Regions from separate parts of the Homo sapiens genome. Here regions 2, 3 and 4 are each linked to region 1. A link is a contact called in ENCODE Hi-C or POLR2A ChIA-PET data. All regions are on one chromosome and are shown on one strand. Each heading gives the region's core, a stretch centred on a gene start or an enhancer-like site at or near the end of the contact. The rest is flanking DNA. Distances are from core to core; before and after follow the strand shown. Region 1 holds the start of XPO6 (exportin 6). Region 2 holds the start of SH2B1 (SH2B adaptor protein 1). Region 3 holds the start of NFATC2IP (nuclear factor of activated T cells 2 interacting protein). Region 4 holds the start of SPNS1 (SPNS lysolipid transporter 1, lysophospholipid).

Region 1 (3,956 bases), core at 1,409-3,908:
AGATTTGATAAAATAAATGTGCTTGAGGCTGGGCATGGTGGCTCATGCCTGTAATCCCAGAACTTTGGGAGGTCGAGGTGGGCGCATCACTTGAGGTCAGGAGGTGAGACCATCCTGGCCAACATGGCGAAACCCCGTCTCTACTAAAAATACAAAAATAAATTTAGCTGGGTGTGGTGGCAGGTGCCTGTAATCCCAGCTACTTGGGAGGCTGAGGCAGGAGAATTGCTTGAACCTGGGAGGCAGAGGTTGCAGTGAGCCGAGATTGCACCATTGTACTCCAGCCTGGGCAACAAGAGCGAAACTCCCTCTCAAGAGAAAAAAAAATAGTGCTTGATGGCCTGGCGCGGTGGCTCATGCCTGTAATCTCAGCACTTTGGGAGGACGAGGCGGGTGGATCACCTGAGGTCGGGAGTTTGAGACCAGCCTGACCAACATGGTGAAACCCCGTCTCTACTGAAAATACAAAAAATTAGTTGGGTGCGGTGGTGGGCTCCTGTAATCCCAGCTACTTGGGAGGCTGAGGCAGGAGAATTGCTTGAACCCAGGAGGCGGACGTTGCGGTGAGCCGAGATCATGCCATTGCACTCCAGCCTGGGCAACAAGACCGAAACTCTGTCTCATTAAAAAAAAAAAAAAAGTGCTTGAGGCTGGGAGTTTGAGGCTGCAGTGAGCCATGATCATGTCACTGCAACAGAGTGAGACCCTTTCTCCAAAAACAAACAAACAAACAAACAAACAAAAAACTAAAAAACCCCTGAAAGCTATTGCTTTCAGTGGTAAAGTGTTGTATCAGTGGTTCTCCAAATGTGGTATCTAGACCTGCAGCATCAGCTTCATTTGGGAGCTTGTTAGAAATGCAAATTATTCAGCCCCATCTCAAACCTACTGGATGGGAAAGTCTATGAGTGGAGCGAGTAATCTTTGTTTTAACAGTCCTTCTGGGTGAATTGATTCAGATCACACTGAGGTTTGACAGGAAAGAAAAATAGCTCAGGGAAGTCTGAGTTATGTGAAGTATGCAAAATTTGTCAGGTCCACTGAGACTTGTGTATGGGAGTTCGGGCACACTCCCACCTCCACATGCTCGGGGACAATTGTTTAAAGATATTTTGTTCCAGACTAGCTGCCTCCCCCATTTCCTTCAGGTTCCTGAAATTTGTGATACAAAGAACAATGTATAGGCAATAGCTTATGTTATTTTTTCCCCCTTTCTCATCATTCCTATTCAACCTTATGTTATGCCTCTTTTTTCCTTAGAAACCCACTTGAAGCCAGGCGGGAGGGCTCACGCCTGTAATCCCAGCACTTTGGGAGGCCGAGGCTGGCGGATCACCTGAGGTCGGGAGTTCAAGACCAGCCTGGCCACTATGGTGAAACTCCGTTTCTACTAAAAATAAAAAAAATAGCCGGGCATCATGGTGGGTGCCTGTAGTCCCAGCTACTCGAGAGGCTGAGGCAGGATAATCGTTTGAACCCGGGAGGCGGAAGTTGCAGTGAGCTGAGATTGCACCATTGCACTCCAGCCTGGGCGACAAAGCGAGACTCCGTCTCAAACAACAACAACAACAAACTACACTCTAGTCTGGGCGACAGAGCAAGACCCTGTCTTAAAAACAAACAAACAAACAAGGAAACCCCATTTGTAACTGCCACTAATTGGACTATACTTCTGGTGGGCCATCTTCAAGCTTCGGGCTTGAATAAACCCTATACTTAAATACTATTTTCTCAATCTCGTTATTTAAGGTTGACAAGGGCCATTGGGTTACATAGATTTGCTCCAATCTATGTAGTAGGCACACCCGCGGGCTCAACCTCAGCTGTTTGGGATAGTTTCCTGACTGTTTCTTAAAATTAGCACTTTCAGCCTGGCTGGATGACTCATACCTGTAATCCCAGCACTTTGGAAGGCTGAGGCAGGAAAGCTGCTTGAGCCCAGGAGTTCCAGACCAGCCCAAGCATCAAAAGGAGGCCTCACCTCTGCAAAAAATAAAAAAATTTAGCTGGGCATGGTGGCGCACCAGGAGGTTGAGGCTGCAGTGAGCCATGATTGTGTTACCGCACTCCAGCCTGGGCAACAGAGCAAGAACCTGTCCCCAAAAATAAAACAAAATAAAGATGAGCACTTTCACGAGTAAAGTGGATTGGAGGATGGGAACAGGAATCCAACACATTCTCTGCCTCTCTCAGCACCTTGGCTATCGAAGTTACGTTTATCTCCCCTGTCCTAGCATCCACAGCAGGGCCTGGAATATAGTCGGGCAAGAGTGTGTGGACTGCATGAATGTAAGCTCCATAGGGCCGCGTGTCGTCACGCTGCCAGCTCGATGCTCCGCCCGTAAAAGGCACTCACTAAAATTTTAGCGGAATGAATGGGCGAAAAAAGCGAAAGGGAAACCACGCCTTTACTAAAATGGCAGCCCGGGCTCCCTTTACCAAGATGGCTGCCGGCCCGCGTGGACGCACGGGCGGTGGGCGCAGGGGGCGGGGCAAGAGAGGGCGTGGTAAGAAGGCGGGGCCAGTGGGAGCCGTCAGGTGCAGCCCCGCCCTCCGCCCTCCGCCCGCTCCCCCCGCTCGCCCCGCTCGATTCCGGATTGGTCCGGTTCCAGCGCCGCAGCCCGGCGGCCGCGCTGTGGGGCCGCCCGGCGCTCGCCACTTCCGGCGCGTTGGGGCTGTTGGTCGGGGGCGGCCGCGCGGTACTAGCGGGCGGCTCCAGGGCGGGCGCGCGCAAGGATGCTCTAGGGGGCGGCGGCAGTGGCCGTGTGGGTTGAGGCTGCGAGGACAGCGCGGGCCCCCGGGCCTCTCCCCTGAGCCGGCCGCCTGGGCCGCGCGGTCGAGGCCTGTCAGCCTCCGCCCGTTCAGCCTCGGGGCCGGGGCCGCCGCCACCTCTGCCCGCGGAGGCCGGGGAGCCCCTGCCTGGGCCCGCAGCCTCCCCCGCGGGGGTCGGGCCCGGGCGGGGGTCCCGAGCAGCTGCCCTCCTCGCCGGCATCCGAGCCTCATTTCCTGCTTTTTCAGTTTCCTTGGGGAGGGGCGGGTGGGTCTGGATGAATTGTCTCGGGGTCCCCCGATGAGGCGACCCGGGCGGCCCTGCCCTTTTTAGAGGGTCCCCTCGGGGCCCGGTGGGGAAGGGGTTGTCTTTGCATGGGTGGGGGACTTCCCGAGTCTGCCGGGACCATGACCTGAACTGTGCGAGCGGGACGTGTCCGAAGCCCAAGAACCAGCTCATCTGAGCCGCCCCCTCCCCGGCCAGCATGGTAAGTGGAATTGGAGCCCCCTTCCCTCCTGGGGTGCCCTACCGGAAGGGTGGGAATGGGCCCCGGGGCTGCTGAGCCATCGCTGCTCTCCCCATGGCGGGGAGAGGCGCGTGCGGAGCCTGGCCGGTGACACATGCGTGCAGAGTGTGCAGCCCCGGCCCTGCGCTCCCATCCCCCCAGGGATGATGGCTCAGGCCTGGGAGGGCCCTGGGAGCGCAGCAGGCACAACCCTTGCATCTGGTGTTTGCCTCCTGCAGCTCCTCCGGATAATAACTATCGTTTATTGAGGGCTTACTACTTGCCAAGGCCCTGCGCGAAGTGATTGACAGTGCAGTAGTATTTAATGATCACACCAGCCCTCTGTTCGGAAGTGGGGAGACTGAGGCACGGAGCAATTAATTCCCCAGCTCAAGGTCAAGCGACTTTTTAACAGTGTTAAGATTTGAACCTAGGCATCTGACTTTGAACCTAGGCATCTCTAATACACTTAGAGAGCTGGGTGATTGTAGGAGAAACATCTCATCTAGCTGTAGGTTTATATATGAGGAAACAGAGCGATTTACAGAGGTCACTTGCACAGGTGATGGCAAAGTCAGGAATGGTCGTGATCTTTTGACACTGAGGCTGCTATTCTACATGCTCTGATCTCTGCTGAAGCTACCTTCCACGTTTTCTAGACCGATACTTTCAATACTCCCC
Region 2 (3,862 bases), core at 190-2,689, 650 kb before region 1:
AAATAGCTACAGCCCACTTCTTTGGTATCCCTTCAGTCTGGGGCCAGAGGCCGCAGGGGCCCCAGAGGAGAAACTGGGTTGGCTCAGGTCAAGTCTTTGCTGGCCTCACGTAAACAAAACATCACAGGGAGAGCTGGGGCCCTAGGATTTTTCACCTTCCTCTTCTCCCACTGGGGAGTATGCCCTAAAGGCAGGTTAGCCTTCTGGTTAAGGCCATGGACTTGAGTCAGACCAGGGCTCAAACCACCTTATGAGCACCCAGTCCAGCCACCTTATGAGCGATGTTATCTTGAACAAATTCCACGTCCTCTCTGAGCCTCCGTTTTTCTATCTGTTAAACAAAGCTAATGATCCCTCCCCTCGAAATGTTGAGAGAATTACATGGAATGGGGTATGTCAGCGCTGAACGCAAAGTAAGCATCCGCTGAACGACTGCCATTGTTACTATCTTCATGTGGGAGAAGAATATTATTGTTCCAATTTTCTAAAATAGAAATTAGAGAAAGGAGGAGCCCTCTCAAGGTCTTACAACTAGAAAGTGGCAGAGCTGGGTGTGGAATTTACAACCCTTGGCTCTTGTTAGCGCTCCTCCCGCCACGCAATACTGGAAGGTGACAGCCCCAGGACTGGGGCCAGAGCAGCTCAGGAAAGCCTCCCCAAACCCTCAGCGACCTCAGACTCCTGTTCAAACCTACAGCCAGGCTGTAAGTCGGTGAACCCTCCCCTTCCTCCTGGGCCTCGACCCTACAAGCTCAGATGGCTCCAACCGCAGGGACAACTCCAAACCAACGAGAAACAATCAGGAGATGCAGGAGTCATGGAGCACGGGGGAACCCAGCCAAGAAGTGCAAACCAATCTCCAGCCAGCGGCCACCTCGGCTCACACAGGCCCACCCAATCCTCCGCACCGCAGACAGACCCAGCCCCCTTCAGGCCCGCTGACCCTGCGACTCCTAAGCTGGTGACTCAGTTTCTCTTCTGCCAAGCAGGACTCAGACACATTTTCCCGGTGCACCTGCCTCCTGGCTCAGTTCTGATATTTCCCGAAGGGCGGGAGGTGGAGGGTGCAGGCTCCGCTCTCGGCTCGGACCCTCCGGGCCCGGTGGTCCATATACTCCGATCCGACCCTACTCCCTGGACACCCCCCAGCCGCCCATTTTCCGGGGCCGCATCCACCTCGGGACCAGCCCTGTCTGCTGCACTCTCCGGGGCCGAGTGCCTCTCCAGCCCCCGGCCCTCCACGCCCACCCCCACCCAGGAATCCTCTCGGGCGCCAGGGCCGGGTCGCGGAGAGGGAAAAGGTACTTGAAGAGGGGGGTTCCGGTTCCGGTCCCACCTGCATCTCGGTCCCCGAGGTTAGCTCCGGCGGCGGCGGCGGCGGCGGCGGCTCCCGCTCCCTGCGCCCCCACCCACTACGCGACGAGCGCCCAGCCCGGTTCCGCGCAGGCGTCAGGACCCCCTTTCCCGTCGCTGAAGGAAGAGACCATAGAGAACAGCGGCGGGAGGGAAGGGCACCTTCATACTTACTTCCGCCATCCTCCCACTCGGCGCCGACCCCAGGAGACCGAAGACGGTGTGAATCTCGTAGGGCTTCAGTGCCTTCTCCAGTTGCACCTAAAAGCGACCACAGACGCAGCGGGGGAAGTGCTTGGATCCCACCAGAGCGTCCTCCCGGAGGAAATTCGGGACAAAGGGGCGATGTCGACCATAGAGAACCGGCCTTAGGGGATAGAGTCCCAGGGCCCGGCTGAGGGCTAGAGTAGCCGCCGAGCACCGGAAACCAGCGAGATGATGAGGCTGTGTGAACGGCCCGCTGCAGCCTAGAGCGCCGGCCCCGCTGTGGAGGGGCACGCGGACAACGCCACCAAGGAGCTGAGCGAGGAAAGAAGCGGGTGACCTTGGGGAGGCCCTGCGGGGAGGCGGAGCCTGAACTTACGACCTTGGTTTATCTGAGGAAAGGGGCAGGCGGTCCAGGAGTTTGCATCTCTGAGGCTGGAGATGAAGATGGTGGTAGTGGTGGGGGAGGGGGTGGGTAGAAATAATGAGGTCAGGGCCGGGCGCAGTGGCTCATGCCTGTAATCCCAGCACTTCGGAAGGCCGAGGCAGGTGGATCACCTGAGGTCAGGAGTTCGAGACCAGCCTGGCCAACATGGTGAAACCCCGTCTCTACTAAAAATACAAAAATTAGCCGGGCATGGTGGCGCGCGCCTGTAGTCCCAGTCCCTCCGGAGGCAGAGGCAAGAGAATAGCTTGAATCCGGAAGGCAGAGATTGCGGTGAGCCGAGATGGCGCCACGGCACTCCAGCCCAGGCAACAGAACTAGAATCCCTATTTTAAAAATAGAAAAAAAAAAAATGAGGTCAGGGCCGGGAGCGCTGGCTCACGCCTGTAATCCCAGCCCTTTGGGAGGCCGAGGCGGGCGGATGGCTTGAGGTCAGGAGTTTGAGACCAGCCTGACCAACATGGTGAAACCCCGTCTGTACTAAAAATACAAAAAATTTAGCCGGGCGTGGTGGCAGGCGCCTGTAATCCCAGCCCCTTGGGAGACCGAGGCAGGAGAACAGCTTGAACCCGGGAGGCAGAGGTTGCGGTGAGCCGAGATGGCGCCACGGCACTCCAGCGCGGGCAACAGAGCTAGACTCCCTATCAAAAAAAAAAAAAAAAAAAAAGAATTGAGGTCAAGGCCGGACGCAGTGGCTCACGCCTGTAATCCCAGCACTTTGGGAGGCCGAGGCGGGCGGATCACTTGAGGTCAGGAGTTTGAGACCAGCCTGACCAACATGGTGAAACCCCATCTGCAATAAAAATACAAAAATTTTAGCCGGGCTTGGTGGCAGGCGCCTGTACTCCCAGCTACTTGAGAGGAGGCTGAGGCAGAAGAATCACTTGAACCCCAGAGTCGGAAGTTGCAGTGAGCCAAGACTGCGCCACTGCAATCCAGCCTGGGCAAAAGAGCGAGACTCCATCTCAAAAATAATAACAATAATAATAATGAGGTCAATTCCAGACGTGCTTTTGGGACGTCTGTGGGCATATAGTCTGGAGCTAAGAAGAGACATCAAGGCCAGTTAGAGAAATCGAGAACAATTAAAGTACGGAGGGTAGTTGAAAGCATGAGCACAGTGAGATCCTCCACCCATCCAGTGTCTGATTGACCCGGCTCCAGCTGGCCTAAACAGTAAAGGAAGCTATGGCCCAAGTAATCGAAAAGTCCAGAGCGGACAGATTCAGACAGGTGAACACAGGGGCCAGAAGATATCAGGAACCTGTGGCTCACCATCTCTGGTTCTGCCTTCCCTATGCATTTGGCTTCACCCTCAGGCAGGCTCTCCTCTCTTAGTGGCAAAATAGCTTCTTGTAGCTCCAAGCTTAAACCCTAATAGCTTAGCAACTCTCCTAGAAGGAGCATGCCTCTTTTCTGAGATTCCCAATGAAATTTCCAGAACTGAGTAGCTGATTGGATCAAGTGCCCATCCTGGAACTCGAAGACAAATAAATAACCCAAGAGGGGAAGACGGATAAATCCTGACTCACCTAAGAATGTTCAAGGCCGGGCACAGTGGCTCACGCCTGTAATCCCAGCACTTTGGGAGGCCGAGACAGGCGGATCATGAGGTCAGGAGATCAAGACCATCCTGGCTAACACGGTGAAACCCCATCTCTGCTAAAAATACAAAAAAAATTAGCCAGGCGTGGTGGCGGGTGCCTGTAGTCCCAGCTACTGGGGAGGCTGAGGCAGGAGAATGGCGTGAACCTGGGAGGCAGAGCTTGCAGTGAGCCGAGATCGCACCACTGCACTCCAGCCTGGGCGACAGAGCGAGACTCCGTCTCAAAAAAAAAAATGTTCTAAGATGGCCGGGCG
Region 3 (4,501 bases), core at 1,117-3,616, 740 kb before region 1:
TCAGGAGTTCGAGATCAGCCTGGCCAACATGATGAAACCCCATCTCTACTAAAAATACAAAAAAGCCAGACATGGTGGCGGGCGCCTGTAATCCCTGCTACTCGGGAGGCTGAGGCAGGAGAATGGCTTCAACCTGGGAGATGGAGGTTGCAGTGAGCTAAGATTGCGCCACTACACTCCACCCTGGGTGACAGAGTGAGACTCTGTCTCAAAACAAGAAAAAAGAAACTCGCCTAAGATCACACAGCTATTAAGAGATAGAGCTGAGGCCGGGCACAGTGGCTCACGCCTGTAATCCCAGCAATTTGGGAAGCTAAGATGGGCGGATCACCTGAGGTCAGGAGTTCAAGACCAGCCAGGCCAACATGGTGAAACCCCATCTCTATTAAAAATACAAAAAATTAGCCAGGCGTGGTGGGAATTAGTCAGCTACTGGGAAGGCTGAGGCAGGAGAATCGCTTGAACCCAGGAGGTGGAGGTTGCAGCGAGCCGAGATCGTGCCATTGCACTCCAGCTTGGGCAACAAAAGCGAAACTCTGTCTAAAAAAAAAAAAAAAAAAGAGAGAACTGAGATTCAAACCCAGGCCAGATGGCTCCTGTTTGCTTTTAATCACCCCACTGTACTCCCTCATGGTACAAGAGTCTTGGTCCAAGGTCTCCATTTGCCCACTGGATTATTTCCTTATTAGACTAGATTCCTATTCCCCGCCCTTGAGTTGTTTGCAAAAAATGCATCAGTGGGGGAGGACAAAGACAGGGCATCCCTGATAAGATTCAGAGAACACCCTGCTGGCTCCAGTGTTCCCAAAGAACTTGCTGCAGATGTAACAAGATGTCACAGATTCTCAACACCTTACCGCCTCCTGCCCCGCCCAGGACTACAGAATCAGCATCTCTTCAGGTGGCACCAGAAATGTATACATTAATACATTCTATGCTTGTTAACAATCCAGCTCCTGTGGCTGGGATGCAGGAGTCCCCTCTCCCACGCTCTTCCCTTGAGCCTCAGGAGACAACTGACTGCAGGAATATAAACCCCAGGAATTCTCTTAAGAGAAGCCAGCGGCTGCGTGCCTCTCCCTGGAGGCCCTCCCTTACCTTCCTCATCCCCTGGAGGGTAGAGTTTCAGGAGGGATAGATCATCTGGGATAAGGCGAAGGCTGCTTTTAACCTGCAAAGACAAAGAAGGGAGAGGGGTCAGGCCCAAGTCCTTCCCCTACCGAAAGAAAAAATTGGGGGTAATTCTTCCCTGACACCCAGCTCCCAAATCCTCCCTAAGATCGTGGACACCTTGGCCCTCTCCTGGCAACCTAGAAGTCCAGCTTCCCCAGGATTCAGAATGGAAGTACCCTTCACCCTTTCCTCCATCTGCCTAAGACACTCTGAAATGTATGCTTCCTTGCCCTTTTTAACTAGGTTACTAGCCGCCCCTCTACCCCTGACTCTTAGGGACTCTCAGCCCATTGCTCACACGACCATCGGGGGACCCCAGCCTCTGGAGCCGCCCAGTCCTCTCTGAACCCGCATGGACCCCAACCCCCAATACTGCAGCTCCCTGGCTTCATTTGCCATGGACCCCAACCTCAAAATCCAACGGCCCCAGGTCCTCCCAGTCCCTCTCCAAAATCTCAGGAATCCCAGCTCTTCAGCCTCCCTGTGCCCCCAAGACTCTAGCTCCTAGGAATCCTAAACTTCCAACGCATCCCACCCTCCTTCACCACCCCAGTCTGCAGAAAGTCCCGGAGCCCTGCCTCTCCCTGCCTCCAACACCCTAACGCCCGAGGACCAGCCCCAGAACGCCAGCCTCAACACCCCTATAGCCCTACCCTCCCCGAACGCCGGCCCCTCCCTGGAGGCCAAGCCCTTGGCCCTTCCGCCGGTCCCCTCCCCGGGACCGGGCGCACCTTCCCCGAGTACACCGGAACCAGCGGCGCCTCCCCCGGATCCAGCACCAGCCGCCGCCGCCGCCTGACCGGCTCCCGCGGGGGTCCTGCGGGCCGCCTGTCCTCCCCTTCGCTGTCACTGTTGCTGTTATCCCGGGACGCGACCGGCCCCGGGGGCTCCGGGGGCTCCACCTCAACCTCGTCCGCGGCACCGCGAGCGGTGGCGACCTCCAGAATTTCCTCATCGCTGTCGGTGACCAAGTCCACAGACACTACGTCCAGCGTGCCCCGGGATGGAGACCGCTGGGCCCGAGGACGCCGGCCCCGACCGCCCCAGCCGCCCCGACCCCCTCGGCCGGCACCGCTACCTCCGGACCAGCGGCCCCGCTTCCCCACAGGCTCCGCCATGGCACACTTTCCTCCACAACACACGCCCGCCTCCTCTCGCCTCGCCCCGCCCCCTTCAGCGACTTTCGCCTTGCATTGGACAAACAGCCTGCTCGTCAGCAACTCTTCGCGCCCCACGCGCGGGATCCGCCTTCCCGCCTTTTCATTGGTCTCTGTACCCGCTCATCATGCGCCCACCTCTGAAACCAAGGCGCCAAAGATTCCAATCACCTCGGCACAATCACCGTAGCTTTCGATTCAGTCGGCCTCACCCATTGGCTGGGCCACCTCTCCACAGACGAGCCTCTCCCGGACCCGCCCAACCAAGACAACCGTCTTCCGGCTTGGTTAGTCGCAGGGCATCCTGGGAAATGTAGTCCTCGAGCGGTAAGGTTTCCGGGAGAAGGAAGGCGGGCCTGGAATTCCCTGTGGAAACCGCGGATTTAACCAGGCGCGGTGCCTCACGCCCGTAATCCTGGCACTTTGAAAGGCTGAGGCGGGCAGATTGGTTGAGCTCAGGAGTTTGAGACCAGCCTGGCCAATGTGGCGAAACCGCGTCTCTACTAAGAATGCAAAAATTACCCGGGCGTGGTGGCACCCCTCTGTGGTCCCAACTACTCAGGAGGCTGAGGTGGGAGTTTCGCTGGAGCCCGGGAGGCGGAGATCGCACCACTGCACCCCAGCCTGGGTGACAGGGCGAGACCCTGTCTCAAAAATGCTTTAAAGAAATAATAAGGCTGGCCGCGCGCGGTGGCTCACGCCTGTAATCCCAGCACTTTGGGAGGCCGAGGCAGGCGAATCACGAGGTCAGAAGTTCAAGACCAGCCTGGCCAACACGGTGAAACCCCGTCTCTACTAAAAATACAAAAATTAGGCGGGCGTGGTGGCGTGCGCCTGTAATCCCAGCTACTCAGGAGGCTGAGGCAGGAGAATTGCTTGAGCCCGGGAGGCAGAGGTTACAGTGAGCCAGATCCTGCCGCTGCACTCCAGCCTGGCCGACAGAGCGAGACTCTCTCTCAAAAAAAGAAAGAAAGATAGAAATAATAAGGCTGGGCGTGGTGGCTCACGCCTATAATCCAGCACTTTGGGAGGCCGAGGTGGGCAGATCACCTGAGGTCAGGAGTTCGAGACCAGCCTGACCAACATGGTAAAACCCTGTCTCTACTAAAATACAAAAATTAGACAGGCGTAGTGGCAGGCGCCTATAATCTCAGCTACTCGGGAGGCTGAGGCAGGAGAATCGCTGGAACCCAGGAGGCAGAGGTTGCACTGAGCCAAGATTGTACCACTGCACTCCAGCCTGGGCAACAGAGTGAGACTCCATCTCAAAAAAAAATCTTATGTATTTATTTATTTTTAAATTTTATTTTATTCATTTATTTAATTTTATTTATTTATTTATTTTGAGATGGAGTTTCGCTCTTATTGCCCAGGCTGGAGTGCAATGGCTCGATCTCGGTTCACTGCAACCTCTGCCTCCCAGATTCAAGCAATTCTCGTGCCTCAGTCTCCAAGTAGCTGGGATTGATTACAGGCGTGCACTACCATGCCCAGCTAATTTTGTATTTTTAGTGGAGATGGGGTCTCACCATGTTGGTCAGGCTGGTCTTGAACTCCTGACCTCAGGTGATCCACCCCCCTCCGCCCCCGCCTTGGCCTCCCAAAGTGCTGGGATTACAGGCGTGAGCCACTGCGCCCGACTATTTATTTTATTTTTTTCTTTTTCTTGATTCGGAGTTTTGCTCTGTTGCCCAGGCTGGAGTGCAATGGTGCGATCTCAGCTCATTGCAACCTCCACCTTCAGGGTTCAAAGGATTCTCTTGCCTCAGCTTCCCGAGTAGCTGGGATTACTGTTGCCTGCCACCTTGCCCAGCTAATTTTTGTATTTTTAGTAGAGACGGGGTTTCACCATGTTGCCCAGGCCGGTCTTGAACTCCTGACCTCAAGTGATCCACCTGGCTCGGCCTCCCAAAGTGCGGGGATTACAGGTGTGAGCCACAGCACCCAGCCTGGCATATGTAAATCTTCATGATGGCTACATAAGCCACTTGCCAGTCTCCAAATTCAGGAATTCAAGGACCTGGGAGCCCTGACGAAATGCCGTCGTCAAGGCAGTTAGCTCTCTTGTCTCCCATTTCCCCTAGGAGGGAAAAGCTTGGCTTCAGTCTTGCTCCAAGATGCAGGCTACCTCCTGTCCTAAAGATATGAAAAGTTTGTGTCTACTCACCCCT
Region 4 (4,081 bases), core at 216-2,715, 760 kb before region 1:
TGGAGTGCAGTGGTGCGATCTCGGCTCACTGCAACCTCTGCCTCCCGGGTTCAAGTAACTCTCATGCCTCAGCCTCCCAAGTACCTGGGATTACAGGCGCTCGCTACCATGCCTGGCTAATTTTTGTATTTTTAGTACAGATGGGGTTTCGTCATGTTGACCAGGCTGGTCTTGAACTCCTAACTTCAAGTGATCCACTCATCTTGGCCTCCCAAAGTGCTGGGACTACAGGCGTGAGTCACCACACCCAACCCTCCTGCCATTATTTACTGGGTGTCTACCATGTGCCAAACACTGCACTAGGCCCTTCACAGACAATCTTTTAGTTAATCTTCACATCAGTCCTAAGAGATGATTCGTGTTATTACTTGTTCCATCTTATAGACAAGGAAAATGAGGCTTAGAGAGGTTGAGTGCCTTGCCTACCATCACACAATAAGTGGAAGAGCTGAGATTTAAACCCAGGTCTGTCTTCACCTGGGTGAAGTTATACTTAGTTATACTAAACTGACTCCCTCTTTAAATGTGGTGTCCCGCTGACCCCCGAGCAACATCAGGGCCATCACCTCCCCTAACTGGCCACAAAACCTCCATTAATGAGCCCCTAGACAGGCCAGCGCGTGGCCCCACTTGAGACAGAACAGAAGGAGGAGCGGCTGTGTGACCAGGAGTGGTCCCCACTCACCGGTCTGGATGAGCCCAGAGCTACTGTCCCCGATGTTGAAGAACTGCTCGATGTCGGGAAGGACGCCTGAGGAGAAAATTCAGGATGGTCCGGCAAAGCAGCGCCACCCTCGGGACCCTGGCTCCCCTCTCCTAGACTATCTTCCTCCCAGAAGTGAGTCCCTACCAGCCACGGTGAAGCGGTCCATGTAGTTCAGGAGATTGATGTAGCACAGCACCGCCACTATGAGAGCCGAACGGCCGGGAGACAGGCCGGTGATGCGCTGCAGCCCCTCCTGGTCCGGGACCTCGGGCTCCTCGGACTTCGGGTTCCCCGTGGACCCTGGCAACCCCGGGGTGCCAGGCACTGGCCCGTCGTCCGGGTCATCCGCCTGGCTGAGGAAGGGCGCGGTGTCGGACCCGGCCATGGTCCCGGGGGGCCGCGCCCGCCCGCGCTCCGGTCCCACCGACGATCCCACCTGCGAGGGGAGGAGGCTGGAGAAAGGAGGATGGACCGAACACAGGCGAGGGAAGTGCGCCCGGAGACGGGGAGCTTGCCCTGAAGCACAGAGCACCACTGAGAAGGGACCCGGGCCCTGTCACGCCTCCCCGTCTCAGTAGACACACAGCGCGGAGGGGACGTGCGGAATACACGTGATGTCGGGGACAGGAGCGGGCTGAAGAGGGCACGATCCCACGCGGAGGCCACCCCTCACCCGGGGTAGGAGCCCGCTGCACTTGCTGTCGCTCAGCCCGGGCGCTGCACCACGGCAGCCGCCATGTTGCTTAAAGCCGGTCATGTGACGCGGGAGCCAGGGTGGAAGGGGTCCCCGCGGGCAAGCCTTCGACACGTGACCTGCCACCCGACTACGGAAGCCTCTTGGGCGTTCCGCCCGGGCTCACATGTCATGTGACGGCCGGCCGGTCGCCGGAGTAACCAGGAACTTTCCCAGACCCTGCGGTCCCTGGAGCGTCAAAAAGAGCGTCCCCGTGACTAGGTGGAGTCGCCTGCCCTTCCGAATCTCAGCTGTCTTATCTGGAACCCCCACGTGGCAGACTCCATCTTCATCAAACGGGATAATGGGGTCTCAAAAGGTTTTGGAAGTAGTAGATACCTCTAAAAGCCAAGGAGCAGCCCTAGTTCTCGGGAACCATCCTGTCTTCCTCCCAGGGTCTGGTTGGCGGCTTTTTACTCTCAATAAAGGATGGATGGATGGATGGATAAATGGATGGATGGAGCTTGAGCAGCGCGATGGATGGAGGATTGGAGGGACGGAGGGATGGACGGACGGACGGATGGAGCTTGAGCAACGCCCCGCCCTTTGTTGAGATTCCCCAACCCTGCTAGCCTTGTAAACTCCTGAGCCTTCACCGTGGACACTTAAATACCTATTAAAGGAAGCGTCTCCACCCGCCGCTCCTGGAGCATATTTTTCCTCACTCCAATCGGGATTGGAGCCCTTGCGCCCTCCGGTGGGCTTTTGTAGGGCAGGCAGGAGCTCCTAGCCTAAGGAGACTCCCAGCTGCAGGACTAGGGTCAAAGGGATAACTTGGGAGTGGTTCTTTAGTGGCACCCTATAATCTCCAAGCTACATCTAATAAAGCACTCTAAGTAAAATTAGTATAGTTCTGTGCAAATACAGCTTCAAGACCCATCTTTCAACCAGCCCTTAAAGGCCCTCTACTGAAATCCTGGAATCTCGTGGGGAGAGCATCCCCCAACCCCAAAACGCCTTGTTAGAAACTATTTCGAGTCCGAATACCCATAATTGGCTTTAACCCCCCCCCCCCCCCCATATTAGGTGCCTCGTGTTTCAGAACCTTAAGCTTGGTTTCCCCTGGCGGACAGGAACTTCAGGTTGCAGGCATTTAATTCCCTCAACAAGATATTATTGAACATGTATGTGCCTGGCATTTTACCAGGTTTCAGGGAAAGGCAGACTTACTCCCTTCCCTCGTGGAGCTTATCTAGAGAGTGATACGCATTGTAAATTGCACCTCTGAAGTGAAAAGGCAAGCCACAGGTTGAATGAAAATATTTACAAAGCATCTATCTGCCAAAGGACTTGTATCCATGTAAAGAACTCTTTTTTTTTTTCTTTCTTTCTTTTTTTGGAGACAGACGCTTGCTCTGTCACCCAGGCTGGAGCTGGAGTGTAGTGGCGGGATCTCGGCTCACTGCAACCTCCACTTCCGGGGTCCAAGCGATTCTTGTGCCTCAGCCTCCCAAGTAGCTGGGATAACAGGCACGTGCCACCACACCCGGCTAATTTTTTGTATTTTTGGTAGAGATGGGCTTTCAGCAGGTTGGCCAGGCTGGTCTTGAACTCCTGACCTCAAGTGATCTGCCCGCCTCAGCCTCCCACCGTGCTGGGATTACAGGGGTGAGCCACCATGCCCAGTGTCATTTTAATTTTTATATTTGTAGAGATGAGTTATCGCTATGTTGTCCAGGCTAGTCTGGAACTCCTGAACTCAAGCAATCCTCCCACCTCATCCTCCCAAAATGCTAGGACTACAGGTGTGAGCCACTGCACCCAGCTCTTTTGTCCATTTTAAAAATTGTGTTTTTGGCCAGGCACAGTGGCTCATGCCTGTAATCCTAGCCCTTTGGGAAGCTGAGGTGGGAGGATCACTTCAGCCCAGGAGTTCAAGATCAGCCTGGGCAACAAAGCAAGACTCATCTCTACAAAAAAACTAAATAAATAAAAATTAAATATACACTTCCCATATGACCCAGCAATTCCACTCCTAGGTAACCACCAATGAGAAATGAAAACGTGTCCAAACAAAAACCTGTATATGAATGTTCATAAATGCATTATTCATAATAGCCCAAAAATGAAAAGAATCCACATGTCCATCAACAGGGGCATAATCTATTCATACAACGGGAATAGCTTAACAAGAAAAAGGAATGAACTGTCAGAGACGTTCGGACCAGAGTGACTCCATCTTGAGTGACGGTTAGGAAAATAAGGCTGGGACTTGCTGGACTGAATTACAGAAAGTAAGGCATTCCTAGACTCGACATGTTTATGGTTAAGGAAACAATAACGTTTACTAGGCCGGGCGCAGTGGCTCACGCCTGTAATCCCAACACTTTGGGAGGGCGAGGCGGGTGGATCACAAGGTCAGGAGTTCAAGACCAGCCTGGCCAAGATGGTGAAAACCCATCTCTACTAAAAACACACACAAAAAATTAGCCAGACGTGGTGGTGGGCGTCTGCAATCCCAGCTACTCGGGAGGTTGAGGCAGAGAACTGCTTGAACCCAGGGGGCAGAGGCTGCAGTGAGCCGAGATTGTGCCACTGCACTCCAGCCTGGGCAACCGTGTGAGACACCGTCTCAAAAAAAAAAAAAAAAAATTAGCCGGGCATGGTAGCACACACCTGTAATCCCAACTACTCAGGAGGCT

What was found. A loop is a pair of places that touch in the nucleus more often than their neighbours do. ChIA-PET counts read pairs that join two places held with the same protein, here RNA polymerase II (POLR2A). Pooled maps may share reads with other maps.
Region 2: a loop to region 1 is called in a map of naive thymus-derived CD4-positive, alpha-beta T cell, with 10 times the contacts of the local background. The contact joins the promoter of SH2B1 here to the promoter of XPO6 in region 1. A Hi-C loop is called at or near these places in 1 of 168 maps with a recorded cell type or tissue (naive thymus-derived CD4-positive, alpha-beta T cell), 1 of 37 single-sample maps with no recorded cell type and 11 of 50 pooled maps.
Region 3: a map of CD8-positive, alpha-beta T cell shows a loop between it and region 1 (4-fold over the local background). The contact joins the promoter of NFATC2IP here to the promoter of XPO6 in region 1. A Hi-C loop is called at or near these places in 1 of 168 maps with a recorded cell type or tissue (CD8-positive, alpha-beta T cell) and 11 of 50 pooled maps. POLR2A ChIA-PET finds 5 or more read pairs at or near these places in 1 of 52 experiments (activated naive CD4-positive, alpha-beta T cell).
Region 4: a pooled map shows a loop between it and region 1 (9-fold over the local background). The contact joins the promoter of SPNS1 here to the promoter of XPO6 in region 1. A Hi-C loop is called at or near these places in 8 of 50 pooled maps. POLR2A ChIA-PET finds 5 or more read pairs at or near these places in 3 of 52 experiments (HEK293T, activated T-cell and activated naive CD4-positive, alpha-beta T cell).

The regions. Positions count from the first base shown.
Region 1 is chr16:28,210,667-28,214,622 of GRCh38, reverse strand. XPO6 (exportin 6) reads left to right here and starts at 2,658. Exons shown (of 24, transcript NM_015171.4): 1 at 2,658-3,257. The coding sequence starts at 3,255. RefSeq lists a silencer at 2,421-2,910 and an enhancer at 2,540-3,538.
Region 2 is chr16:28,861,420-28,865,281 of GRCh38, reverse strand. It overlaps SH2B1 (SH2B adaptor protein 1), which reads right to left and starts at 1,439. Exons shown (of 8, transcript NM_001387430.1): 1 at 1-1,439. RefSeq lists a silencer at 1,225-1,384 and enhancers at 1,495-1,854, 1,497-2,002, 1,720-2,014, 2,295-2,364.
Region 3 is chr16:28,948,802-28,953,302 of GRCh38, reverse strand. It overlaps NFATC2IP (nuclear factor of activated T cells 2 interacting protein), which reads right to left and starts at 2,366. Exons shown (of 8, transcript NM_032815.4): 1 at 1,905-2,366; 2 at 1,099-1,171. The coding sequence starts at 2,291. It overlaps NFATC2IP-AS1 (NFATC2IP antisense RNA 1), which reads left to right. Exons shown (of 2, transcript NR_186408.1): 2 at 1-401. RefSeq lists silencers at 1,911-2,030, 2,171-2,270 and enhancers at 1,990-2,490, 2,510-3,044.
Region 4 is chr16:28,972,162-28,976,242 of GRCh38, reverse strand. SPNS1 (SPNS lysolipid transporter 1, lysophospholipid) reads right to left here and starts at 1,465. Exons shown (of 12, transcript NM_032038.3): 1 at 851-1,465; 2 at 686-751. The coding sequence starts at 1,091. RefSeq lists a silencer at 1,109-1,198, a cis regulatory region at 1,235 and enhancers at 1,151-1,320, 1,419-1,528, 1,609-1,728.